Linked DNA regions of Homo sapiens: all the other regions are linked to region 1. Evidence: chromatin contacts called from ENCODE Hi-C or POLR2A ChIA-PET data. All regions are on one chromosome and are shown on one strand. Each heading gives the region's core, a stretch centred on a gene start or an enhancer-like site at or near the end of the contact. The rest is flanking DNA. Distances are from core to core; before and after follow the strand shown. Region 1 has its middle 160 kb from the start of XPO1. Region 2 holds the start of PAPOLG (poly(A) polymerase gamma). Region 3 has its middle 40 kb from the start of REL-DT. Region 4 overlaps PUS10 (pseudouridine synthase 10). Region 5 holds the start of PEX13 (peroxisomal biogenesis factor 13). Region 6 holds the start of SANBR (SANT and BTB domain regulator of CSR). Region 7 has its middle 88 kb from the start of MIR5192.

The links. A loop is a pair of places that touch in the nucleus more often than their neighbours do. ChIA-PET counts read pairs that join two places held with the same protein, here RNA polymerase II (POLR2A). Pooled maps may share reads with other maps.
Region 2: a map of B cell shows a loop between it and region 1 (33-fold over the local background). The contact joins the promoter of PAPOLG here to the enhancer-like site in region 1. A Hi-C loop is called at or near these places in 4 of 168 maps with a recorded cell type or tissue (B cell, CD4-positive, alpha-beta T cell and naive thymus-derived CD4-positive, alpha-beta T cell) and 10 of 50 pooled maps.
Region 3: a map with no recorded cell type shows a loop between it and region 1 (8-fold over the local background). The contact joins two enhancer-like sites. A Hi-C loop is called at or near these places in 4 of 37 single-sample maps with no recorded cell type and 3 of 50 pooled maps.
Region 4: a pooled map shows a loop between it and region 1 (4-fold over the local background). The contact joins two enhancer-like sites. A Hi-C loop is called at or near these places in 1 of 50 pooled maps. POLR2A ChIA-PET finds 5 or more read pairs at or near these places in 4 of 52 experiments (Caco-2, GM12878, WTC11 and 1 more).
Region 5: a map of naive thymus-derived CD4-positive, alpha-beta T cell shows a loop between it and region 1 (18-fold over the local background). The contact joins the promoter of PEX13 here to the enhancer-like site in region 1. A Hi-C loop is called at or near these places in 1 of 168 maps with a recorded cell type or tissue (naive thymus-derived CD4-positive, alpha-beta T cell), 3 of 37 single-sample maps with no recorded cell type and 11 of 50 pooled maps. POLR2A ChIA-PET finds 5 or more read pairs at or near these places in 3 of 52 experiments (Caco-2, GM12878 and T-cell).
Region 6: a loop to region 1 is called in a map of naive thymus-derived CD4-positive, alpha-beta T cell, with 2.8 times the contacts of the local background. The contact joins the promoter of SANBR here to the enhancer-like site in region 1. A Hi-C loop is called at or near these places in 1 of 168 maps with a recorded cell type or tissue (naive thymus-derived CD4-positive, alpha-beta T cell) and 10 of 50 pooled maps. POLR2A ChIA-PET finds 5 or more read pairs at or near these places in 2 of 52 experiments (BJ and GM12878).
Region 7: a pooled map shows a loop between it and region 1 (2.8-fold over the local background). The contact joins two enhancer-like sites. A Hi-C loop is called at or near these places in 6 of 37 single-sample maps with no recorded cell type and 4 of 50 pooled maps. POLR2A ChIA-PET finds 5 or more read pairs at or near these places in 1 of 52 experiments (activated naive CD4-positive, alpha-beta T cell).

The regions. Positions count from the first base shown.
Region 1 is chr2:61,693,107-61,696,736 of GRCh38, forward strand. No RefSeq gene overlaps it. Among named protein-coding and RNA genes, the nearest start is that of XPO1, 160 kb to the left of the region's middle. RefSeq lists enhancers at 1,356-1,485, 2,758-3,373 and a silencer at 1,626-1,785. Within about 2 kb of position 1,630, at least 29 of the 41 ENCODE cell types and tissues checked have a DNase peak (open chromatin) inside an H3K27ac peak, as active enhancers do; they include B cell and GM12878, where a contact is called at or near this core.
Region 2 is chr2:60,754,327-60,757,956 of GRCh38, forward strand. It overlaps PAPOLG (poly(A) polymerase gamma), which reads left to right and starts at 1,942. Exons shown (of 22, transcript NM_022894.4): 1 at 1,942-2,169. The coding sequence starts at 2,153. RefSeq lists an enhancer at 1,858-2,167.
Region 3 is chr2:60,839,217-60,842,846 of GRCh38, forward strand. No RefSeq gene overlaps it. Among named protein-coding and RNA genes, the nearest start is that of REL-DT, 40 kb to the right of the region's middle. RefSeq lists an enhancer at 1,853-2,272. Within about 2 kb of position 1,740, at least 5 of the 41 ENCODE cell types and tissues checked have a DNase peak (open chromatin) inside an H3K27ac peak, as active enhancers do.
Region 4 is chr2:60,990,964-60,994,593 of GRCh38, forward strand. All of the region lies in intron 4 of PUS10 (pseudouridine synthase 10), which reads right to left. Among named protein-coding and RNA genes, the nearest start is that of PEX13, 25 kb to the right of the region's middle. RefSeq lists an enhancer at 1,983-2,332. Within about 2 kb of position 2,073, at least 5 of the 41 ENCODE cell types and tissues checked have a DNase peak (open chromatin) inside an H3K27ac peak, as active enhancers do; they include GM12878, where a contact is called at or near this core.
Region 5 is chr2:61,016,166-61,019,795 of GRCh38, forward strand. It overlaps PEX13 (peroxisomal biogenesis factor 13), which reads left to right and starts at 1,555. Exons shown (of 4, transcript NM_002618.4): 1 at 1,555-1,686. The coding sequence starts at 1,595. It overlaps PUS10 (pseudouridine synthase 10), which reads right to left and starts at 2,090. Exons shown (of 18, transcript NM_144709.4): 1 at 1,843-2,090. RefSeq lists an enhancer at 1,962-2,011.
Region 6 is chr2:61,064,131-61,067,760 of GRCh38, forward strand. SANBR (SANT and BTB domain regulator of CSR) reads left to right here and starts at 1,741. Exons shown (of 22, transcript NM_001129993.3): 1 at 1,741-1,897. RefSeq lists silencers at 1,521-1,890, 1,921-2,270, 2,281-2,340 and enhancers at 1,630-2,131, 2,132-2,631.
Region 7 is chr2:62,291,818-62,295,447 of GRCh38, forward strand. No RefSeq gene overlaps it. Among named protein-coding and RNA genes, the nearest start is that of MIR5192, 88 kb to the left of the region's middle. Within about 2 kb of position 1,939, at least 21 of the 41 ENCODE cell types and tissues checked have a DNase peak (open chromatin) inside an H3K27ac peak, as active enhancers do.

The DNA.
Region 1 (3,630 bases), core at 380-2,879:
CACGCCCAGCTAATTTTTGTATTTTTTGTAGAGATGGGGTTTCACCATGTTGGCCAGGCTGGTCTCGAACTCCTGAACTCAGGTGATCCACCTGCCTTGACTTCCCAAAGTGCTGGGATTACGGGCATGAGCCACCACGCCCAGCCTTTATATATAAACTTTCATGTATGAAATCATAATGTGGTTTCTTTGACGAGTTTTATAACATCACTCATTCTGCATGATTTTAAAAAATCAGCTTTACTGGGTTATGATTTACATTAAATGTACCCATTTACCTGTACAGTTTGATACACTTAGATAAATGTACACACCTGCATTCTGTATGATTTGGGGGAGACAGGTGACCTGAGTTCAATCCTAAACTGATAATTTACTAATCATGTGACCTTGGGCAAATTACCTTAACTTCTGAAAGCCCTGGTAAAAATCCCACTTGATAATAAAATCGAGTCCAGGATAATAAAATAAAAATCAAGTGGGAGTACTTTTCACTCTGTAACCAACTACTGCTGAATTATTCTTTTCCTTTTTTTGGACAGTCTCACCCTGTCACCCAGGCTGGAGTGCAGTGTTGTGATCTCTCCTGGGCTCAAGCGATCCTCCCGTCTCAGCCTCCCAAGTAGCTGGGATTACAGGCGTGCACCACCATGCCCAGCCTGAGATAGCTTCTGTAATTATTCTAGCACAATGCTAAGCACTTGCAGCAGGTGAGTGGTTTGTTTCCTTTACACTCCCTACAAGAAATGTGAATGCAATGCTCTTCAGTTTTGGAGAACACAGGCAAACAACTGTATGTGCTAAATCATCTGACTTCATTTTGATCACAAGGGCTTCCACCAGCCAATGAATACTTGCTGTGAATGCTGCCCAATGTCGGGCCTGAGGAAAACCAGACAGTGGCTTCATGTCATTTTTTAAATCATGTCTGATATATTTCATTGGAGCTTTTCCCCCCCAATACCCAAAGAGATACCCAAAGAGAACTCTGAAAACACCAATACCCCAATTTCCTGCTTTGTGCCTGCATTTCTCTAAATATTTCCATCTGAACTTTGTCTGCGAGTATTAGGTCAGATGTCTACTGTAATTACCAGGCATCCTGGGGACTGTAATTAAAAGGCAGTTTGAAATGACTGACACTTTGATGGTGATTCTAGCCATTTCTATTTTCTGACAACGAATCTTCCTCAAAAATTTTACTGCCCCCTCATGTCCTTGCTCCCTGATTTTTCTTCAGTTAGGCACTCCGTAATTCAGCAGCATTCTTTTCTTTCCACAATTTATCTCCCTACTCCCCTTCTCATCACTTGGGTCCGGCCGGTGAGCAAGGAGGAAGAAACCCAAAGGGATCTTCAGGGTCCGCGCCCCGCAAAAGGTCTCACAGCAGAGACGTACAGGAGAGGTGACCCAACCCCCGGACCTGGATGGGGCCCTTATGGGAAAAACCCCGTGTTTGCTTCAGGCCATTCTATGCGGCATCCACGAGGTCTGTGGGCCAGCGGCACGGCGCGGCCCTGTCCCCCAAAAAGGAGGAGAGGCAGGAGGAAGAGGAAGTGGCCGTACAGGCCGAAGCCTTGTGGAGCCTCAGTGCGGGGCTTGGCCAGGTCCTAGGGGGCGTGGCCTCGGAGGCGAAAGCGCAGGGCGGGGCCGAGGTGTAGGAACCGGGAGGGGCCTCGTGGGGGGAGGAGACTCGTGGGGGCGGGGCCCAAGGGAGGCGGGGTGGGGCGGGGCCGCGGCCAGAGGAAGCCCCTCCCGGTTTCCCTTGACAGGGTCACCTGCCTGCAAGCCACCTGCGCTCCCCTTCCTCTCCCACAGCCTACATGACCAGTGTGGGTCGCCAGCCTGAGCGAGGGTGCTCAGGTGGTTTCTACTCTCATTTTCACTTTCCAGTGCCGCTGCCGACTTGGAGGGGAGAAAGGGGCGGGGCAAACCCTGGTTTCGCCCCCCCGCCCTCAGGCTGGCTGCCACGCGGGGGCGCAGTCAGGGGGTCTGCGCTGTGTGGGTAGGGGGTCTTCAGGGCTGCCCCTCCGCAGTGCCACCCTAAGCCAAGATTCCCACCCCTGAGGCAATCCAGGATGAAATGCACACTGGCTGGGGTCATGTTAAGTAACAGAAGTATTCCCAGGCCCCAGCTATCTAAAAATATTCTTCCAGCTTAACGGGTTAGTTGCCTTTTTTTTTTTTTTTTTTGTATTTTGTTTTTTCCTTTAAGTAGAAAACTGGACCCTGAGAAATACGTACGGCCAGGCTAACCTGTGAGCAGCAGGACATGGCACACCCTGGGAAGCGAAGACAAGGTTCTCCCTCCCTCCCAATTGCTCATATGTGACATGGGTCCTCTCTCAGCGGCTCCCTGCACAGGATTCTTTTTTCAGAGAGGCTATTCCATTTCTCTAGTTTTGTGACACCCTCTTCACTGAATTCCTTCACTTTAGCTTAAGTCTTGATTGTGTCACCTACCCCAATGCTAGTCTAAAGGACTAAAGAGAGTAAGCCTTTCGAGGAAAGAAAGAAAACTATATAATTGCTTTTTATGTATTCGGTTTAACCAGCCAACTTCTGTGCTACACGGTGGGAAAACAAAGACATATATGACACAGAAAAGTAACTATACTCCAGCATTATACATTTAATAACAAAAACATATGGTAGACACAAAGGTAGAATAGGTGAGGGGGTGACTAATTTCATGAGATATGGGGAATGGGAGCCTAAGAAAAAGTTTTGGCCGGGCGCGGTGGCTCGCGTCTGTAATCCCAGCACTTCGGGAGGCCGAGGCGGGCAGATCACTTGAGGTCAGAAGTTCAAGACCAGGCTGGCCAACATGGTGAAACCTCGTCTCTACTAAAAATACAAAAATTAGCCGAGCGTGGTGGCGCGTGCCTGTAGTCCCAGCTACTGGGGAGGCTGAGGCGGGAGAATTGCTTGAACCCAGGAGGCGGAGGTTGCAGTGAGCCAAGATCGAGCCATTGCACTCCAGCCTGGGCAAAAAAGCGAGACTGTCTCAAACAAACAAAAATACAAGCAAGCAAACAAACAGTTTCAACCCGGAGTGAGGCCCATCTGAGGGGGCATTTGAAGCATCAACAGGAGTGTAAGAAAAGAAAGCCCTTGGCCGGGCGCGGTGGCTCACGTCTGTAATCACAGTACTTTGGGAGGCAGAAGCAGGTGGATCGCGAGGTCAGGAGATTGAGACCATCCTGGCCAATACGGTGAAACCCCGTCTCTACTAAAAATACAAAAATTAGCTTGGCATGGTGGCGCATGCCTGTAGTCCCAGCTACTCGGGAGGCTGAGGCAGGAGAATGGCGTGAACCCGGGAGGCGGAGCTTGCAGTGAGCCGAGATCGCTTCACTGCACTCCAGCCTGGGTGACAGAGCGAGACTCCATCTCAAAAAAAAAAAGAAAAGAAAAGAAAAGAAAAGACAGCCCATGAAGTAGATACTAAGTGACTACAGAATGCTGATTGACAACACAGAAAAGAAACGAGGAGGTACAGAATTCCCTTTTTCTTTCTTTCTCTGTGTTTCTTTTTCTCTCATCTTTCTTCTTTTTCTCCCTTTCTTTCTCTTTCCACAGGTCTTGTAGTATCACCCAGGCTGGAGAGTAGTGGCCGTATCATTTAGT
Region 2 (3,630 bases), core at 692-3,191, 940 kb before region 1:
CGTGGTGGCGCACGCCTGTAGTCCCAGCTACTCGGGAGGCTGAGACAGGAGAATCATTTGAACCCAGGAGGCAGAGGATGCAGTGAGCCAAGATCATGCCACTGTGCTGCAGCCTAGGTGACAGAGCAAGACTCCATCTCAAAAATAAATAAATAAATAAATAATAAAACACTGCTTGGCTGGGTGTGGTGGCTCACATCTGTAATCCTAGCACTTTGGGAAGCCGAGGTGGGCGGATTACCTGATGTCAGGAGTTTGAGACTAGCTGGCCCACATGGTGAAACCCCGTCTGTACTAAAAATACAAAAATATAGCTGGACGTGGTGGTGCATGCCTGTAATCCCACCTACTCAGGAGGCTGAGCAGAGATCACGCCACTGCACCCCAGCCTGGGCAACAGAGCGAGACTCCATCTCAAAAAAACCTCTGCCTCTCGGGTTCACGCAATTCTCCTGCCTCACCCTGCTGAGTAGCCGGGATCACAGGCGCACCACGCACCCAGCTAGTTTTTCTATTTTTAGTAGAGATGGGGTTTCACCATGTTGGCCAGGCTGGTCTCGAACTCCTGACCTCAAGTGATCCACCCGCCTCAGCCTCCCAAAATGTTAGGATTACAGGTGTGATCCACCACACCAGGCCACGTCAGGTTTTTGTTGTTGCTTTTAAGTAGAGATGGGTTTTTGCCATGTTGGCCAGGCTGGTCTTAATAGAACTCATGGCCTCAAGTGATCCACCAGCCTTGGCGTCACAAAGCACTGGGATTGCAGGCAAGAGCCACTGCACCTTGCTCAGGTTTTCAAAAATATGTTTTGTAGTTTTTATTTATTTATTTATTTATTTATTTTTTTGAGACAGGGTCTCCTTCTATCACTCTGGCTGGAATGCAGTGGTGCCATCCTGGTTTCCTGCAGCCTCCACGTCCTGGACTCAAAGAGATCCTCCCACCCCAGCCTCCTGAGTAGCTGGGACTACAGGCATGGGCCACCATGCCCAGCTAATTTTTTTAAAACTTTTTGTAGTGACAGGGTCTCACTATGTTGCCCAGGCTGTTCTCGAACTCCTGGCCTCAAGCAATTCTCCCACCTTGGCCTCCCAAAGTGCTGGGATTACAGGTGTGAGCCACTGTATCTTGCCTCAATAAATATTTTTTAATGAATTAATCAGCAAGTAATCTCCTCTATTTACTGTGACTCTGAGTTATGTTCAAGAGCAAGCAGTTCTTGACTTCCTTTTCTTTGTAATGATTTAGTGCTTGAAATTACTTCTACCTTTCAGCATTTTAAAATTGGTTATTATTTTCTCATTTTCATCCCCACACTCACATCGAACATGATTTCCACTATTTAAAAGTGTAAGATTTTTGTTTCAGCCTGGGATTTATCCTATTGCAAACTGCTAGCTACTATTTTCAACCTCTGTCAGCTAAATGCCAGAATGTCACTAATCAAAGGTGGTACTTAGGGGTGAAGTGAACAGTTAAGCCTCCAATTTACAAGCTTGTTTTTCCCTGGGATACTTGTGTGAAAGTCGTATGTTCCTGGGTGTGACCCTTTCGAGACAAAATCTCAACTGGTGAGTTAATTATGTATAACTATAATTAAATCAAAGATGTAGGATAACGGAGGCGTTGAAATAGTTTTTGCTAGGCAAGGGTGTGACCTTTTTAAAAAATGTATGATATATGCTGCCATTCGAGAGGCAAGGAAAACATATCTCCAAATTTCCTTCCAAGCGGTCTACCGGCATTGACAGTACCGCGGACAAAGGAGAGTACCAAATAAATACTCCTTCGAACCAACGGTATACTGAGAGCCCTGAGCTTGTGGGCGGGGCCCCGGAGCCTCCCGGGACCTAAAGGCAGAGGGGGCGTGGCTGAGGGTGGTCCAGACCTCCAGGGGCGGGGCTGAGACCTGCGAGAGGCAGGCTGGGAAGCGGCGCCATATTGGCGTCGGCCGCGCTGTATTGTCATAAATAGAGCCGGTTTTGTGGTGTTTTCACTACTCGGTTGGATGCCTCAGCCATAGTAAGTGGGAAAGTGAGCGAGCAAGCGAGCTACTAGCGACCGGAGGAAAGTGAACAGGGGGAGAAGGGAACAGCAAGAACAGGACTCCAGAGCGATAAACACTCGCTGGAGAGGGAGACGCAGGAAGCGATGAAAGAGATGTCTGCGTAAGTGGTGGGGGGCGGCGGTTGGGGTGAGGCGGGTAGGGGTGAGCTGAGGTGGTCCGACTGTGTCCTTGTTTCCGTTCCCTGTCCCTTGCGCCCTGCACGCAGCTCGCCGGGATGGTCTCCTTCCCGGCTCCCGGCCGGTCCGCAAGGGCACCTCCCCTAAACCCGGCGGCTCACCTGGCCACCCCTGCACGGACTCGGGGACTCCGGGAGTCCCCAGCTGTCCCGCCTCCGAGGACGCCCTCAGAAAAGGATGAGGAGGGAAAGAGGTGCCTGTGTCCGTAGGGAGAAATTGTCGGTCACTCGCCTGCCCCCAGCACTGTCTGAGCCCGTCTGCTCCTGTCTGCATTGGCGCAAATACCATCCCCCTGCCTCCCCCTCCTCCCTTCCCGACCGGCTGTCTCCAGGTCTTCAGGAGTGAAAGACCTATCGCAGCCCAAGGGTTTCTCTTTCATATGAGGCTACAGTCTTTTCACCGCCGTCCCCACCCTCTCCCTCACCCCCTGCTTCCCCACCTACCCACAACATCTACCGGTCTGTACCTCTTGTTCACACTTTGATAAGTCAGAAACAGTTCCCGTACTTGGCAAGATTTTGTTGTAGCTTCTTCCATTTTGGTCTATTAGGAAATAATTTAAACATGCAGAAAAATGTAGAGAATAACATAAGCATCATTTGTGGAGCCACCACCCATTTCTCCCAAAACGTAACTGTACACACATACACGTACATGCACACACGCACACACACGGTGTGTATATACGTATCTGTGTATTTATTTTAAAAAGAAATCAAGCATTCCAGATACATCTGAAGGACTCTCCTACCTCCTTCTCTGGTCCCAATCATCTCTTGCTCCAGATGTCTCCACAGTCTTGAATTTGATGTTTATCGTTGCTGCCTGTTTTTTATTTTACTTCTTTTTTTTCCGCCCTCGAATCATGGGAGCTGCATGTTTTTTAATGCTATTACTACATACACATGTGTTCATAATAACTGGCATAGTTCTAGTTGTTTTTAAACTTTATATAACTCGTATCACACTTGGAATTCTGTAACTTCTTTAGCACAACATAGTATCTCTGAGCTTTGTTCATGTTAGTATTTTAGTTGTAATTAATTAATATTAATTATTGTATTGTATTCTATTGTAGGAAAACACCCTAATTTAATTCTTTTCCTGTTAGTGACTATTTTATTTCTAAGTTTTTAATGTTACAATGTGACAGTGAACGTTCTTTTAGGTGTCTCTTTGTACGCTTGTAACTAGAATTTCTCTAGGTTGTTTGCCTGTAAGTGAAATTGATGGTTTGAAGGGAATGTGGGATTCTGTTGTTTACTTTCCCCTCCCCTCTAGATGGGGGAAGTTCAGAACCTGGATTTGGAATTTTAGGGCCAGTAGGCTAGTTGGCCAACTTTGTCAGCATACAGGTAAAAAAGTGAGGCCCGTCATCATGGTGT
Region 3 (3,630 bases), core at 490-2,989, 850 kb before region 1:
CTCAAAAAATAAAAAAAGAATTGAGCTAAAATGAAAGTGTCCTGGCAATTTAGGTATCATGAGTTTCATAACTTCACCTTCTTTTCTAAAAAAGGACACACGTGCTTGCTCTAAACTCTAAGAAAGCTGACAGAATCTTTATCCAGGGATGGTGAATGGCAGTAAAATTCTTTTTCACAGATACAGAAATGTCTTTCATGTGTTGATTTCTTACACCTAAATTGTTGTCTTGTGACAGCATTTCTGTGGGGTGCCGAGAAGCTTTGATCTAAGAGTACCCCTTTCTGGTGCTCTAATTCTAATCTGACCGTGGGGGACAGTCGAGAGCAGTGCTTTTCAAGCTCTAATGTGCATCTGAATGACCTGGGGATTCTAAATCAGTCATCTGGGGTGGGGCCTGAGGTCATGCATTTCCAACAAGCTCGAGAGGCTGAAGGCTTAGAGCAGCAGTTCTTAAACCTGAGCATGCATCAGAAACACAGGGGGCCTTGTGAAAATGGGTGGCTGGGCACCACCTCCAGGGTTTTTGATATAGTAGTACTGAGGTAGGCCTCAAGAATTTGCATTTCTTGGCTGGGCATGGTGGCTCATACCTGTAGTCCCAGCACTTTGGGAGGCTGAGGCGGGTGGATGGCTTGAGGCCACGAGTTCCAGATCAGCCTGGCCAACATGGTGAAACCCCACCTCTACTAAAAATACAAAAATCAGCTGGGCATGGTGGCAGGTGCCTGTAATCCCAGCTACTCGGGAGGCTGAGGCAGGAGAATCACTTGAACCCAGGAGATGGAGGCTGCAGTGAGCCGAGATGGAGCTACTGCACTCCAGCCTGGGCAACAGAGTGAGACCCTGTCTCAAAAACAATAAATAAAATAAAGAATTTGCATTTCTTTTTACTCATTCATTTATGAGCAGGGAAGTGGTGGAGTGGGGGCAGTGGGGGGCGGTCTCACTATGTTCCCCAGGCTGGTCTTGAACTCCTGAGCTGAAGAATTCTCCCACCTTAGCCTCCTAAAGCACTGGGATTACAGGCACAAGCCGCCAGGCCTAGCGGAGTTTGCATTTCTTTTCTTTTCTTTTTTTTGAGACGGAGTCTTGCTCTGTCACCCAGGCTGGAGTGCAGTGGCGTGATCTCGGCTCACTGCAAGCTCCGCCTTCCGGGTTCACGCCATTCTCCTGCCTCAGCCTCCCGAGTAGCTGGGACTACAGGTGCCCACCACGCCCAGCTGATTTTTTGTATTTTTAGTAGAGACGGGGTTTCACTGTGTTAGCCAGGATGGTCTCAATCTCCTGACCTCGTGATCCGCCTGCCTCGGCCTCCCAAAGTGCTGGGATTACAGGCGTGAGCCACCGTGCCGGGCCCAGAGTTTACATTTCTAACAAGATCCCGTGTGATACACATTTTAAGAACTGCTGGCTTAGAACATCCCTCATGACTGTGAGTGGTCCCTCACTGGCTTCACATGAAAGTTGATGGTTACAAAATTCAAGATGAAACAACCATGATAGGCCTTCTAAGCAGGTATTTTGTGAGTTTAAATGAAAAGAGATCCACATGCCTTATTTAGATAATGAAGATAAGGATAGCTAACATTTATTAATCTTTTCTCTTTGTAACACACTAAGGGTATAACACACATTATCTCACTTGGCATCTGGCATGGGCAGCAGTGTTGGTGTTTGATGTTTGGCTGAGGAGCCAGACTTGTGTGCGTGCTGGGAGGGGGTGTTTTCGGTGCACTGTTGTGGTCTGCAGAGGTACCTGCATGCCAGGCCAAACTGTCCCTCAGGAAACACCTTTAGATCTAGACTAGCAGACGCTAGAGGCCCGAGTTCTGCTTCACAGAGTCTGCAGGAAATAAATGAAAGAAGTTGAGGGCAGGTGTTAACAATCATCTGTTTCAACCGCAAAAGTACCTGAATATAGAACAGAATTTGTCAAGCCTGGCGCACAGCAGGAGCACCTGGATGCCCGGGACCCATCCACAGAGGGTGTGATTAGATTGGCCTGGAGAGACACCTGGGCACAGGCATTTTTAAGAGCTCCCCAGCCAGGGTTGAGAAACACTGGTACAGGTTTGATTGCAGCAAGATGAATCGGGTTGGCTGAGGAAGGGAAGGGGCAGAGACCAAATTGAACAAAACAAAACATCTATTCCCAGACTGGATCTCTCTTAAGCATTTGCCAAATTGGTTTTGTGCTATCCTTTAGAACAGTGGTCTTCAAATTTAGTATGCATCAGAGTCACCTTGAGGTTTCCTTAAAGCAGATTGCTGGACCTACCCCCAGAGTTTCTAATTTAGCAGGTCTGGGGTGGGCTCAAGAATTTGCATTTCTAACAAGTTCCCAGGTGATGCTGATACTGCTGGTCCCAGAAGCCAGTTTCTTTGCTATTAAGACCTTCATTGCAACATACAGAAGGATGCCTATATTTCTTATTTTCTACTTATTCTCAACTCTTTTTTACTGAAGCAAAAAAATACAAACAAAAGTGAAAACAGGCCGGGCGCGGTGGCTCATGCCTGTAATCCCAGCACTTTGGGAGGTGGATCACCTGAGGTCAGGAGCTTGAGACCAGCCTGGCCAACATGGTGCAACTCCACCTCTACTAAAAATACAAAAAGTAGACGGACATGGTGGCATGTGCCTGTAATCCCAGCTACTCAGGAGGCTGAGGCAGGAGAATTGATTGAACCCAGGACGCAGAGGTTGCAGTGAGCCGAGATGGCACCACTGTACTCCAGCCTGGACGAGAGTGAGATTCCACCTCAAAAAAAAAAAAAAAAAAAAAAAAAAGTGAAAACATGTGAAATCATTCATAATCCGATGATAGCCACAGTAGATGGCTTTTTTTTCCCACATAATACATATGTATGTATACAGATTTTCTTTCAGAAATTATAATGGTCATATGAAGAATGTGTTTGCATCTAGAAAGACATTTGTGCATTATTTCAAGGTCCTTATATAATCTATATAATACACAAAATCTATATAATTTTTGCTATGAGTTTAGAATTATAACAAAGTTTATTTCTTTTGATAATATCTTCAATATTATGTAATAAAAATAACTTTAAAAATCTATATCTAGCTATTTTAACAAATGTTAAAGAGGCCACAGTCTTGTTAAAATGCTATTTAAGTTGAGGTCTAGTGGTATTATTTTGGTAAAACCCCTGATTTGTTAAAATTGTAGTAGGATCTTTTATCAAGCTACATAGCTTGACCCATAAATGTTTTTCATTTATGAAACCAGAATATCTCCACAGAGGAGATCCATAGAAAAAAGAAATCAGAATAAAGTCAGGAGATACTAAAGGGTCTCCACGTTTATAAGCCTTTTCTTAATTGAGAATAGTCGCGAATAGCGAAGACTAAGAGTGGCATGCATTCAGAATTTGTCCCTCACATGTAGGACAAGAGTTAGAAAACCAGCCCACACCACCTGGCAGATGATGGCACAATTGGATGTGGTTGTTTAATTTGTAGGCTAAGAGATTATAGTATTAAAAGGAAGACAGAAAAGAATTTAAACTAGGCCACTACAGTAAAACACAAAAATACAAATGAAGAGACAAAACCTCCACAAAGGACCAGGCAAATAAAAATACCGAAAAGCTGCAACTGTT
Region 4 (3,630 bases), core at 823-3,322, 700 kb before region 1:
TTGAACTCCTGGGCTCAAATGATCCTGAGTTGGCCCCCTAAAGTGCTGAAATTACAGGTGTGAACAACCATGCCTGGCCTAACATTTTATTTTTTTGTAGAGACGGAGTCTCTCTATGTTGCCCAGGCTGGTCTCAAACTCCTGGGCTCAGGCAATCCTCCTGCCTCAGTCTCCTAAAATGCTGGGATTACAGGCATGAGTCCCTGCACCTGGCCTGACCTATACTTTAAAAAACAAAAACTAAACTAAAGGATATTCTTCATGCAGAAGAATATAATCCCAGATGACAGCTGAAATAAAGGGTAATACACAAGATGAATATGTAGGTAAATCTGTGAATATTGACTGATTGTATAGAATATTACTTGTATAAAATAATGTCACATGAGATTTAAACATGTGTCAAATTAAAACACACACAATGAAATGTAAATTAAGAGATACAAGGAATCCAAGTATTCCAAGGTCTTTGCATTCTCTGGGAAAGATAAAAGTATTTATTTTTATTTGAGAGAGAGAGTCTCACTCTGTCATCCAGGATGGAGTGCAATGGCTCAATCTTGGCTCACTGCAGCCTCAACTTCCTGGGCTCAAACAATCCTCCTATCTCAGCCTCTTGAATAGCTGGGACTACAGGCATGCACCACCATGTCCAGCTAATTTTTTATTTTTTGTAGAAATGGGAGTACCAATTTAATTAGTACTTTTAAGAGTAAAGGAAAAACTGTAAATGCATAACTTCTAAGATAATGATATGTGTGAGGGGGTAGAATTCAAACAGAAAAATAATCCAAAAGAATTCTCATTATCCCTAATTCTGTTTAACAATGTACTAGCGATCTTAGCCAATGCAACAAAGCAAGAAAAAGAAATAAATATTACGAAAATTGGAGGGGAAAAGTCATTGTGCACAGACCATATGACCTCCAATTTAACGTGGTAGGGGACACCTCCCTGGGGCCAGACCAATAAAGCAGTAACTGAAATATCAGTTGCTGCATGCCACCTAAGAAACAAGTTGCAGATTGAATGTTACTCAACAGAAGCACTTTTTTTTTTTTTTTTTGAGACAGGGTTTCGCTCTGTCACCCAGGCTGGAGTATAGTGGTGCGATCTCAGCTAACTGCAACCTCCACTTCCTGGGTTCAAGCGATTCTCCTGCCTCAGCTTCCAAGTAGCTGGGACTACAGGTGCCTGCCACCACACCCAGCTAATTTTTACATTACATTTTTAGTAGAGACGGGTTTTCGCCATGTTGACCAAGCTGGTCGTGAACTTCTAGCCTCAAGTGATTCCCCTGTCTTAGCCTCCCAAAGTGCTGGGATTATAGGCATAAGCCACTATACGCAGCCAGAAGTACCTTAATACATGTCTACATTTAAAAAAAAATGTTTTGGAATACAAATTTAGCATTCATGACTAGCTACTGATTTACTCAATAGGGCATGAGTGCACATGCCCACTCCACAACAGGTCATGAATTTCTGTGATGCTTTCAGAATATGAAAGTCTCACTAAAATCACCAACTCACGATTTCTAATATGAATTTCTAGTGATAATACTAAAGGAATATCAGATAATCAATACACATCATAACACCCCAGCCTCACAGAAAATTTAAATCCTGGATGTGAACTAAATTCTAAATAGAAATCACTTCATATTATGCTTCTTAATATAAGACTAAAAGGGCTATTTATGTTAATACCTTTGCATCTATTTTATTATTTCATTTCCTTTTATATGGCTCATGACCACATTTAAATAAAATCCATTTTATTTTTTCCCCACACAAGTTAGTTCCCCTCACATTATCTTTACTCAGCTACTGGCAATAACATTTTAACAACCAGTTTAGAGAGAAACTTAGATTCCACCAGAAAAAAGAATCAAAGGTTTTGATCATACTCGATACCGCAACATTTACTTACACAAGTAGCTTTCAAATTATAATTTAATGAATACGATATATGGCTCTTTAATTTGCCATGGATTTAATTTTTAAAGATAAAAAACTAGCCCTCTGCAAGTACGTGCTGAGCACTCTTGCCCTGGCTCTGGAGACTGCCATATATCCAGCTGATCTCTGACGCACTAATTGTGAAACCAAAAGCTACACACAATAAAAAGGAAGTAGCCCTGTGAAATGTCAATCCAGTGCTCAACTAGGGTTTTTTACATCAGAGTTTTATAAATTATGAAAGTGTCCAGGCCAGGCGCAGTGGCTCACACCTGTAATCCGAGGACTTTGGAAGGCTGAGGCAGGCAGACCACAAGGTCAGGAGATTGACACCATCCTGGCCAACATGGTGAAACCCCATCTCTACTAAGAATACAAAAAAATTAGCCAGGTGTGGCGGCACATGGCTGCAGTCCCCGCTACTTGACAGGCTGAGGCAGAAGAATCACTTGAACCCGTGAGGTGGACGTTGCAGTGAGCTGAGATCATGCCACTGCACTCCAGCCTGGGAGACAGGGTGAGACTCTGTCTCAAAAAAAAAAAGAAAAAAAGAAAGGTCCAAATTGACTGGAAAATATGTATTACATTAAGAAAAACTGGATAACTTTGCATAATAAACATAATGGCAAGGAGAAAGATACTCAGTTTTTTAAGACAAAATTCCCAGCTAAACATTTCCACCTGGGGCCTTGAATGGTATCTAGTCTAGAAAACAGATTCCACTAGTATTGATCCTGTATTAATATCAGTGAGGAAAAATATATTCAGTTTTATTTAAAAGGGAAGATTTGTAAAAATAACTTTCAATATTTGGAGCAGTAAAACCTAATTTTAAAAAGGAGGAGCAGCTGTAGCACTGCAATTGATTGACACTTTTTTTTTTGAGATGGAGTCTTGCTCTGTTGCCCAGTCTGGAGTGCAGTGGCGCGATCTCGGCTCACTGCAAGTTCCGCCTCCCATGTTCACGCCATTCTCCTTTCTCAGCCTCCCGAGTAGCTGGGACTACAGGCGCCTGCCACCAAGCCTGGCAAATTTTTTGTATTTTTAGTAGAGATGGGGTTTCACCCTGTTAGCCAGGATGGTCTCGATCTCCTGACCTCGTGATCTGCCTGCCTCGGCCTCCCACAGTGCTGGGATTACAGGCGTGAGCCACCGCGCCCGGCCAGATCGACACTTCGTAACTGACAAACCTGGCCAAAGACTATTTTGCTGGTCCTTCCTTCTGCTTGGAGGGAAGAAAGTAGTAGTACTATTCCTTAAGAAAGAGGTTTCTGACAATGAGTTTGGATGTGTCTGACTTCAAGGTAGCACTTGCCACCTAGCCCCCTCTTCTTGGACATTTGGACATATCCATGACAAAGGATGTGGCTAAAAACTTCATTGGGACTTCCACCTCCAATTAAGGGACTTCACCATCATAATTCATCATCACACATACATGCATCAATCTTCCTCAGAGCAAAAAAAAAAAAGGAAGTCAAAAATAGCTCCTCACAAAAATGACTTGAAATTCCTGAATTTTAAGATAGGTGCTGTAATAAAATATTTGACTCAAAACATCTTTGCACCTATTCCAGTCATCTGATAACAAAACCTGAACATAAATGTGATGGGAAAGTGCTAAAATTGTAATTTAAATTTTATTTCCAGAGTTATCATTTTAGAGAAT
Region 5 (3,630 bases), core at 305-2,804, 680 kb before region 1:
TCCTGGCTCTGAGAAGTTCCCAAACCTGATTGATGAGAATTACAAAACTTCCAGTCCTGAGTAATTTGAAGAGGTCTAAAAATAGACCCCAAAAAAGACCTCTTTTGAATGTGTGTTAATAAACGAGCTATGAATTTACAAACCTCTCAACATCATTTTCACCTACCAACAATTTATCAACTTCTCAAGAATGTTAACATTAAAAGGAGAAAATACGTTACGTCTTAAATTTGGTTTTTTCATCGTGAGATAATTAAATGCCAGGATTTCATAAGATATTAGAAATCGGTTGTCCATATTAGATTTATTATGTTTGAAAGCAAGCCCTGAGAAAGGCATTCCACAATGTAAGTTTTCCAGTGTTGGTTACCCTCAAGATGTTTGCTTTTCGTTTATGTGTTTGTTTTATAGAAATAACTCTGTAACAAGTTGCTACAAAGCCGCCTTTCATGTGTCAGGCTCCCTAGGAGGACTGAATCCCTCCTCCCCAAATCAAGGATAACTAGCCCAGTCTCTGGCTTACTGGAGGAGAGGAAGGACTTTATTTTCACCTCTTGGACGATTACAAAAACCAGTCATCGAAAACGAGAAAAGGGGCAGGGTATAAGAAAAACTAGCGAAATGACCAGACTGAGTCTCATATCCTAAGATCTTTTAAAACTCATTTCCCTACCGAAGGGTGTCATTCGTAACGCGGCGTGGGGCTGGGGGTGTGGATTTACGGAGAAAGAGGTGATCACACTTCACTGGGCTTCTGAAACATTCAGCTCTGGAATCTACTGTGGACTCTTGAAAAGTTCATCCCGAGATCTAACCTCAAGCCTCAGTTTTCGCCAAGCAAGCCCTTCCCCCTTCGGTCAGGTGCAACAAACTTCCCACTCACCCCTCCTTTGCTAACAAAGCCGCTCCAGCAGGAGAGAAACGAACTCTCTCCCGCCACACCTCTTTTGCACCCAGTCTGCACTCCTTCACCTCTTACCTACCCGCCTCACCTTCTCCCCAGACGCCGGAGCCTGAGATTTAACCCCTTCCGGCCCTCGAAGGGAAGAGGGAAGACTAAAGACAACGCACCTATTGCGTCTAGCAATTCTGTTCCCCGAGGAAACGTGCGTTTTAGAACAAAAGTACCAGCCCGCTCTCGCTAGGACTAAGTGAGCTTCTCCCTTCTTGTTTGTAGAGGAAATCCGAAAAACTGCCTGGTTTGCCACCTCACCCTACCTCCCCCACGAGCGAAGGAGTGCGTGCGGCTTTACTCCCAGCCCGACTGGTCCACTCCCAGAAAAGCCTCGGTGGGACTCCGACGTCTAGGGAGTTGTAGCCGCTACCAGAAATATCGATGAGCCTTTACCCTGAGGTTTAGAAAGGCAGCTCTTTCTGGGGCAAATACAAAGAGCGTGTTTCTTCCTACAAATTAGTGGCATCCTCCCGCTGTATGGATTCAGCTGGCAAAGTAACTCAAGCCTTGTCCTGACTGCAAGGGTGGGCGGGGTGGACGGCTCGGTGTTCTGCCCGTTGTGTCTTACGCTCCAGGTGCTGGTCTACGCGGGCCTGGACAGTCAGGGGTAGGAGCGGGAGCCGAGAGGAGGCGGAGGAGATGGCGTCCCAGCCGCCACCTCCCCCCAAACCCTGGGAGACCCGCCGAATTCCGGGAGCCGGACCGGGACCAGGACCGGGCCCCACTTTCCAGTGAGTGTGGGATTCTTCAGGCTGTGAGTTTAGTGGGCCCGAGCGGGGACTTGGCAGGAGGCGGTTGTAGCGGTTGTTAGTGGAGGTATTCCCTTCCCCCCTTTAACCAATACCCAACCTTGGGGATAGGGGCCGAGGTGGAGCTGGGGCGCTTACCAGTGGGGACTTTAGTGTCTCACAGCTGTTTCTGACCCGGCAGCTCTAATCAGCAACGTTTTTTTCGGGAGCTCCTGGGCGTCTCTCTGGGTCTCTGTGCTTGAAAGAAAGGGGGGCGGCTTCCTACCTACCGCTTCTGTTTTCACTTTGACAGAATGGCTTCTCTATCTTTAAAGCGTAGACTTTGGTCTGTAGCAGTTGAGAGCGGCATTTGTCCAGCCACGGCATCGACAGGGAGCAAAGTCTCTCCTTAAAGGTGTTAACCTCTCGAGAAGTTGCTGAAAGCCGGAAAGGTTTTACGCAACAGGAACTCAAGCCCCGTACACTTTGCATTCTTTTCCAGCATAACTCAGCCAGTGTTTCGGATCGAGATTGGAGAAGCAACTTTAAAGCAGGAGTTCTAGATCTGAGGCCTATGGATGGACTTTGTGTGCAAAATAGTGTATTTTTCTGAGGCCTGTATTTTTTTTTTGTTTGGTTTTTAATCAGTATCAGTTGGTTTCTAGGACTTTAAAAAGGCTAAAACATGCAGAGTTGGGAGTGTTTCGTGGCCTCGTGTGGCTTTTGTTTGGTAGTGCTGGACATCTTAATTCAGATAGGTGTGATTCAAATGTCAAATCACCTACTATTGTAGGTTTTCCTAAGCGTAAAAACCCCAACATATTGGAATGTATTTCTGCTGTATTCTGAAATCTTTTATTTAAACACTAAAATGCTTTAACACAGTAACGACTTAGTTTAATAAGGATATATACATAACAAGTAATAAGTTTGATTAGGCTGGTAAGCCACGGTGACATTATCTGCTACCTTTTTTTTGAGTGGGTTCTTTTTTCCCCATTTAGGCTGCTTGTCGAATGAGAGAGGTTTTATTTTTTGCATCTGTTAAAGTTCTTTTTATGTAAAATTAACCATTTTCCCACTTTATCGTGAAATATTTTAAACACAGAGACCAGTAGAGAGTAAGATAATACCTATATATTCACTACTCAACTTTAAACAGTGTTAACATTTGCCAGACTTATGTCGAATTTTTCAAAATAAAAGACGGCTAAACTCTCCCATTCTTCTTTATAGTGGTGACTATTGTCCTTATTTGGTGTTTCGCATACCCAGTAATGTTTTTATATTTTAGTACTTAGGTTTGTGCTATTTATATGCATTTTATATCTAAAACTTAACAATGTAACAATAATATATATTTTATATCTAATTACATGTTACTATTTATATATTATTTTTTGTATCTGTTTTTGTTTTTTCTGTTGCCCAATTTTCTATTGGCTTTATCTTTGCTTACCAATTTGTAAGAGTATTGTTAAACTAATCCTTTTTTGTTACTACATTTTGCTAATATTTTTCACTGTGTGGCTTCTCCTCTTTATATTTATGTTCAATTTTTTGTACAGATGTTTTTGATTTTAATACAGCCAAAATTGTCATATTTTATTGTTTATGCTTTTTGTCTTGGTTAAGAAATCCTGTCTACCTAGATCAGGACAGTTTTTCTGTATGTTTTCTTTTAAATCTTCCGGTTTTTTCATTTGCATTTAATCCACATGGAACTGACTTTGTATAAAAATCTAATTTTTTTTTCCATATAGGTAACTAATTGTCGCAGCACCATTTATTGAGTAGTCTATTCTTAGTTTTTAATGCCATCTATGTCATATCAAGGTTTCCTAAATATGTAGTTCTGTTTTGGGCATTTTCTGACTTTCTACTAGCACCACACTATCTTAATTACAGAATTTTATAAGTCTTGATATGTAGTATGTCAAGAGTTTC
Region 6 (3,630 bases), core at 491-2,990, 630 kb before region 1:
GGCTCACACCTGTAATCCCAGCACTTTGGGAGGCTGAGGTGGGCAGATCACCTGAGGTCAGGAGTTCAAGACCAGCCTGGCTAACATGGTGAAACCCCATTTCTACTAAAAACACAAAAATTAGCCGGGTGTGGTGGCACACGCCTGTAATCCCAGCTACTCGGGAGGCTGAGGCAGGAGAATCACTTGAACCAGGGAGGCGGAGGTTGCAGTGAGCCAAGATCGCGCCATTGCACTCCAGCCTGGGTGACAAGACCGAAACTCTGTCTCCAAAAAAAAAATAATAATAATTTACCTGGCTGGGCATGGTGGCTCACGCCTGTAATCCCAGCACTTTGGGAGGCCGAGGCGGGCAGATCACCTGAGGTCAGGAGTTCAAGACCAACATGGTGAAACCCCATCTCTACTAAAAATACAAAAAATTAGCTGGACATGGTGGCATGCGCCTGTAAATCCCAGTTACTCAGGAGGCTGTGGTAGGAGAATCGCTTGAAGGGAGGTGGAGGTTGCAGTGAGCCCAGACGGTGCCACTGCACTCCAGCCTGGGCAACAGAGCAAGACTCCATCTCAAAAAAATAAAAAAAGAATTTACCTGACTTAACCTAACATCTTATGATACGACACTTGCCTAACTTTATTTTTATTTTTATTTTTGACAGGGTCTCACTCTGTTGCCCAGCTTGGAGTGCAGTGGTGCAAACATAGCTCATTGGGGCCACCACGCCCAGCTAACTTAAAAAAAAAACAACTTTTTTTTTTTTTTGGTAGAGACAGGGTTTCACTTTGTTGTTCAGGCTGTGCTCAAGCAATCCTCTCGTCTTGGTCTCCCTAAATGCTGGGATTATGGGATTACAGGTGTGAGCCACCGCACCCAGCCACTTTAATGTCTTTGTGGAACAAAAATCGTAAAAGATCTGCAGAAAGTCACAGGATGATACAATTGGTAAAAACTCCTGACATTCTGTACAGTGAACCACTTAATCTCTACTTAATCATCAGATCTCGTAGTAATTATTCATTTGGTTAAGGCTTTACTTTTTCTGTTCTTTCTAATCCTAACATTTAATTTTGGTTCTCAGAATAGACCAAGTGGAAATTAGATAGAAATGTTGACATGTAGCAGTTACCCTACAATATTGAGCCGTTTGCATTTTACTAGATGCCCAATAGTAGTGTTCCTCACAATAACACACACACACACACACACACACACACACACACACCCTATTAATGTATGAAAACCGAATTTGTAATCCAGAGCTATTTACATTTTTAAAGAGCTACCTCCTGGTAAAGACACTTCAGGTCCTTACCCAAAGACCTTGGTCTAAAAGATACTTTCGGTGTCCCTCATCATGCGATCTTTCCGCTCTACCTAAGCGGTGTACCAAATGATCTGCACCAAGAACAATTTCATCCATTCTTTAATCTTTTATCTCCTGTATATCCCCCTTTCTTCTGGACTCAGGGTTGGTCACCTAAGATCAGGCTCCTAGGATCTGGTTGCTAAGAGACAAGACGCTGGGAGGGTGGGGACGCTGCACTGCGACAAGCCTGGGAGTGTATGCCAGAGGAGGAAGGAGAAGCAGCAGGCAAGGCAAGGCGACAGTCAGCCGCCGCCGCCCCTCCGGTGCCCTCCCGCCCGGCAGGGGCTCGGCGCTCATTGGCTCCGCCGCTGCGGCGCTGGCCCGCGATTGGCCGGGCGGCGTCGGCTCGGCGGCTCCCCCACCCCTCGGCGCTAGTCTCCGCAGCCGCCTGCAAGCGGGCGGGGGCGGGGTGTGAGGCGCTGCGGACGGGGTTGCGGGCTCGGTAGCGGCAGCTTCAGGGCGCGAGCGCGGGCGGTGCCGACCACTGCAGGTAACAGAGGCGCTGCGAGGGCAGCCGCGGCCCTGTGGAGGTGAGCGAGACGCCGAGGGGGCTCGGGTGCCCACCGCGGGGCGGGAAGTGCGGCATGGGGCGGTACCGCTCACAGCCAGCCGGCTCCCGCCGCGGCTTCCCACCCCGGGCGGGGTCCCACTTGCCCAAACGCCCCCGAACGCCCCCGTGCACAGCCTCAGCCGGCCGCGCCTCGAGCAGCCAGCTGGCCCGCGTCCCGTCACCCGCCCGGTCCATGTCCCTGCAGACCGTCCCGCCCGCGCACAGCGGCGGGAACCCCAGCTTCTGCGCGCCCGGCCGCGCCCCGGGCCTCTGCCCCGCCTCGCTCCCGCTGCCCGGCGCCTTTGTCCGCTCTGCGCCCCTGGAGTTTCTGTGCCTCCACGGGCGGGAGCGGGGCGCGAAGGTCTGGGGGTGCCCCGAGGACGCGCCGCGTAGTGAGCCTCCGGGCCCAAGGTTTGACTGGCTTTGACCTCATGCCGGTTCTGGGATGTGATTTTACTTTCTCCTCCAGCTGACTCCGATCTCCTGTGTGTGCAGAAGTCAGGAAGCCTGGGTACAAGGCTTCTTCCCGGTCCGGGATGACTCGGTGTTACCGCCGCCCTCTGTTAGGCCAGAGGCCTTTGACCTGCCTGCCTGCCTGCCCCACGGGGCCCCCTCTCTTCCCATCTTTCCACTGGCTAAGGGAAAACGTCTCTGTCTCCAAGAGCTTTTTTTTCTATTTGAAATAAGAAAAAAATATATCAGATTCCTGTTGTAGACCTCTATCTGGTGTGGAAGTGACTTAGACTAGTCTTCTTAATTAATACATGTATATTAAATACATAAACCAAGAGAAGGGGGTCGGGGAGGGGAGGGGAAGTATGTTCTTAAAAAATGAAGTCTGTTAAACATATTGGATTTTTATTTTTGGTAAATAACGTATTTTACCTTAAATATTGTCAAGATTTTGATATTTTATGAATGGGAGTGGATTTCATAGTAATTTGAACTTTGAGCTTTTTCTTGTCACCGTTTTTGATAAATTTATACTTTCCTGAATGAGGTGCACTATAACAGCTATTTCGAGATAATTTATGTTTTATTAAGGATTATCCATCAATGCTATGCCTTTTATACTTAAATTCAGACTCTGATTTCTTGGACATTCATTTAACTAGAATTAATGCTGGGGGGTCTTCCCTTGCCTAGTACAGTTGTATAAAGAGAAAGTCAACAGAAAAACTTTTTTCTCATTTGGATGATTTAAAGTACTCTTAAACATGTATAGCATAAATTAGTATCACATTTGAAATGTAAGCTTTTAAGTGTTTGACGTGGGTAATATTTTTGAACTTTTAAATGAATCTTTTTGGAAGTGAAGAGAAATGAGCTCTCAGGGAAGATCCTTGCCCTGAATTCCATTTTAGATTGCTTTCTACCAAGGCCCAAACAAATTATAATAAAACGCCCTGGCCGGGTGCAGTGGCTCACGCCTGTAATCCCAGCACTTTGGGAGGCCGAGACGGGCGGATCACGAGGTCAGGAGATCGAGACTATCCTGGCCAACATGGTGAAACCCTGTCTCTACTAAAAATACAAAAATTAGCTGGGCGTGGTGGTGCGTGCCTGTAGTCCCAGCTACTCGGGAGGCTGAGGCAGGAGAATCGCTTGAACCCGGGAGGCGGAGGTTGCAGTGAGCCGAGATCGCGCCACTGCACTCTGGCCTGATGAGAGAGGGAGCGCCACTCCGTCTTAACAACAACAACAACAACAACG
Region 7 (3,630 bases), core at 689-3,188, 600 kb after region 1:
GAGTGATAACACCAGTTGTTTCATGTGTCTGGCCTTGCATTAATTAAACTATTTCTTTACTGCAGTACCACGGTCTTAGTGAATTGGTTTTGTCTGTGCAGTGGGTGGGACGAACCTGTCAGGTGATTAAAATAATGGGGCTTGTGATTGACATTGGAAGTTGGGGGGCAGTCTTGTGAGGATGAACCCTCAACCTGTGGGATCTGACACTATCTCCAGGTAAATCGTGATTGAACAGCTGGCATCTGCTGTGGAATTGCTTGCTTGCCTGCTTATTGGTAGAGAGAAATCCCCACACATCTGATCACCCAGGTTTTCTGGGCTGATGGTTGTGGTGTGAGAGCAGAGGAAAAACAGTGTGTTTTTCATTCATCCCTAGTGAAAAGAAGACTAGCTCTGGAGCACTCTCAGATCAAAGCGATCTCGTTATGTATCAGTGGCATGCCCTGGCTTTCGAAAAGTTGAGGTTATGTAAGAGGTATTTTCCCTGCCTCTTATCCAGGAGGTTCTGTCTGAGTGCCAAAGTCAGCAAAGCAGTCCTCTAGGCTCTTCCCACTGAAGAGGTAGAGAAACTTTCTGTCACTTTGAAACTGAAAGTTGCCTAATCTGGGGTCCTTTAAGGACTGCTGTCTCCTCTATATTCCCAGATTTCTCCTGGCTGTTGTCCAGGGCTCTCCTCATTTCTCTGAAGGCCCTGAGCTGCCTGCCACCTGCCAGAGTCCCTGCTACCTGGCGATTACATTTGTCAAGGCAGAAGGCTTCTTGCCTCCTCCGTGTGAGCCCCACCACAGCAGCAGCCCCGTAAGAAGCTAGCTGGTCTGCATCCTAGCAGGACATCAGTGGTTTTGAAAAATATAGGCATTCATAGAAAAGATAGCAGGAAAGAAAACCAGACAGGGCTGTCTGGATCCACAGACCACCCAGATCATCCTCAGACCCACCAGATTCATTCTTGCCCCAGGGTTCCAGACCCATGGCAGGTGGCACAGCCTGGGACCTGGCCTCTCCCTCTAGGTTTCATGGGCACTATTCCCACCGCCATGACTTCGGGTGAGTCCCTCGGCCTTTCTTTTTCTTTCTTTTTTTTTTTTTTTGAGATAGAGTATTGCTCTGTCGCCCAGGCTGGAGTGTAGCGGCATGATCTCGGCTCACCACAATCTCCCCCTCCCGGGTTCAGCTCCCCGTGAGAAGTTCCAGCTCCCCGTGAGAAGTTCCACCATCAGGGACCCTCTCTTGTTTTGTTCAGACTCTGCTTTTCCGCAGCTGGTGTACTGGGGGAAGCCCACAACCCAGGGACGGCAGGTTGCTGAACTGACCCTCTGCCCTAGCCAGTGTCTGAGGTGGAGGCTCTTTCAATGGTCACTTTTTCTGGCTCAAGCCCGTGACGGGAATGCCAGGAACCCACCCAGGGGGAATGAGGTCTCCCAGGATGCTTCTCTGCCCTGCCCAGACACTCAGGCCACAGAGCTGTCACCCCGGTTCCTACCCATACCATCACGTCAGTGGTCTGGGGCTTTCTTGACAATTGTGAACAGAGTTAGGGGTCTGGAGAAAGGGGAGCAGTTGTATTCCTGCCCTCTGCCGTGCTGGTCCCCCACATACCAGTGAGTCCGGGTCTGGGAGTAGAGGCACCTGGGGCACAGGATTGGGAGTGAAGCATGAGAAGGGCATGGAGGAGGGAGGGCAATGAGAGCTTCCCTTCCTTGAAGTGTGCCCGGTGAGGTGTGAATCCAGCAACCCAGGGCAGGGATTGGACGGCTGCCAGAGAACAGTAACCAGAGGAGCTGCACGATACCTGCCCTCCCTGTGGGCGTGGGAAGCAGGCTGGGGCAGGCTGAAGGTCAGGCAGGATGCCCCCACTGGTGGGTGGCTGAGGAGGGTCTTCTGGTTGGCAGCACTGTCGGCCTAGCACTGTGGGGAGGCAGCCAGGGAAACAGAAACCACAGTTCACAGCCCTGACGCAGGCCCTGGGCCCACTGGCTGGAGAGGCCTGAATTATTAACCTCGGGAGAGGCCAGCTGGCACGAAGGCCAAGGGGACTGAATTGACTCCTCCCAGCTCCGTTCAGTCACCTAGGAGGTGAAGAATTCAGCAAGCCCTGGTTCTGGTTGCCCCAGTGTGACCAGCACTGTAAACAGGGCGCCTGGCTGGTCTGGCACAGGCTGCAGCCAGGGCCGTTCGCGCCCCGCCTCCTACCAGCTCCTCCTGGATTTCTCAGGGCTGTGGCCTTTTGTTTACAGGCTCCCGCCTCACCTTCCTCTCCCAGCCCGGAGCCTCTCTGCTGAGCACATGTTTAGCATTCCCTCAGGGCGGCTTTGCTTTTCCCCTTCCCACAAAAGAAGACCCTGCAGCTGCAGACATGCTGTGGTTTCCGGAGCCTTGGCTGTCATGGGGCCAGTCACCAGGGTCCACCTGCACTCAGATGCTGTCCTGGGGGAACTGGCTGGCAAGACCCCTTCCACCCAGCTGGAGGGGTCCGGAGGAGGCCGAATCCACTCCCACATCTGCTCTGGGCTCGCTTTGGAGTTCCCCTCTGAGCAGATAGGGCTAACGTGTCCCATTTCCAATGTCTGAAAAAGAAAGGTCGAGGGGCTGGGCACAGTGGCTGATGCCTGTAATCCCAGCACTTTGGGAGACTGAGGCAGGTGAATCACCTGAGGTCAGGAGTTCAAGACCTGCCTGGCCAACATGGCAAAACCCCATCTCTACTAAAAATACAAACATCAGCCCGGTGTGGTGGTGTGCGCCTGTAATCCCAGCTACTCAGGAGGCTGAGGCAGGAGACTCTCTTGAACCCGGGAGGGGGAGGTTGTGGTGAGCCAAGATCATGCCACTACACTCCAGCTTGGGCGACAGAGCAATACTCTATCTCCAAAAAAAAAAAAAAGAAAAAAAAAAAGAAAAGAAAAAGAAAGGCTGAGGGACTCACCCGAAGTCATGGCAGTTGGAACAGTGCTCATGAAACCTAGAGGGAGAGGCCAGGTCCCAGGCTGTGCCACCTGCCATGGGTCTGGAACCCTGGGGCAAGAATGATTCTGGTGGGTCTGAGGATGATCTGGGTGGTCTGTGGATCCAGACAGCCCTGTCTGGTTTTCTTTCCTGCTATCTTTTCTATGAATGCCTATATTTTTCAAAACCACTGATGTCCTGCTGGGATGCAGACCAGCTAGCTTCCTTAGGACCACAGGACATCCCTGGGCCTCTCCCTTCTTTGATAGCTCAGTTCACTATTTCCTCCCTGGGCACAGCTGTGGGCCTCACATTCCTGTTTCCTTTCCCCTGGGAAATAGGAACAGGAAAATTGTTAGGGAAAATTGTCCAAGACTTGAAAATGGAGCAGAGATTCCTGCAGGTCCTTTGAGTCATGTCAGCCTTGGGCATTGTCTGGCAGGCCTGTTCAAGGAATTACCTGACTTTCTAGGGGTGTAGACCTTTGTCTAACTTGCTATTTACTACTCATTAGGTTATTTTACAACTTTATGACAAAGGCATAGGAAACTGATAGGGTGCAGACTTGTTTTATAGTGACACAAATAAAAGCATTTTAGTGAAAAGGCCAGGGAGGACACTCATTCTATTTTATGGGATGAAATATTGCCCCATAAAAAATTGTAAAAAAAAAAGAAAAGG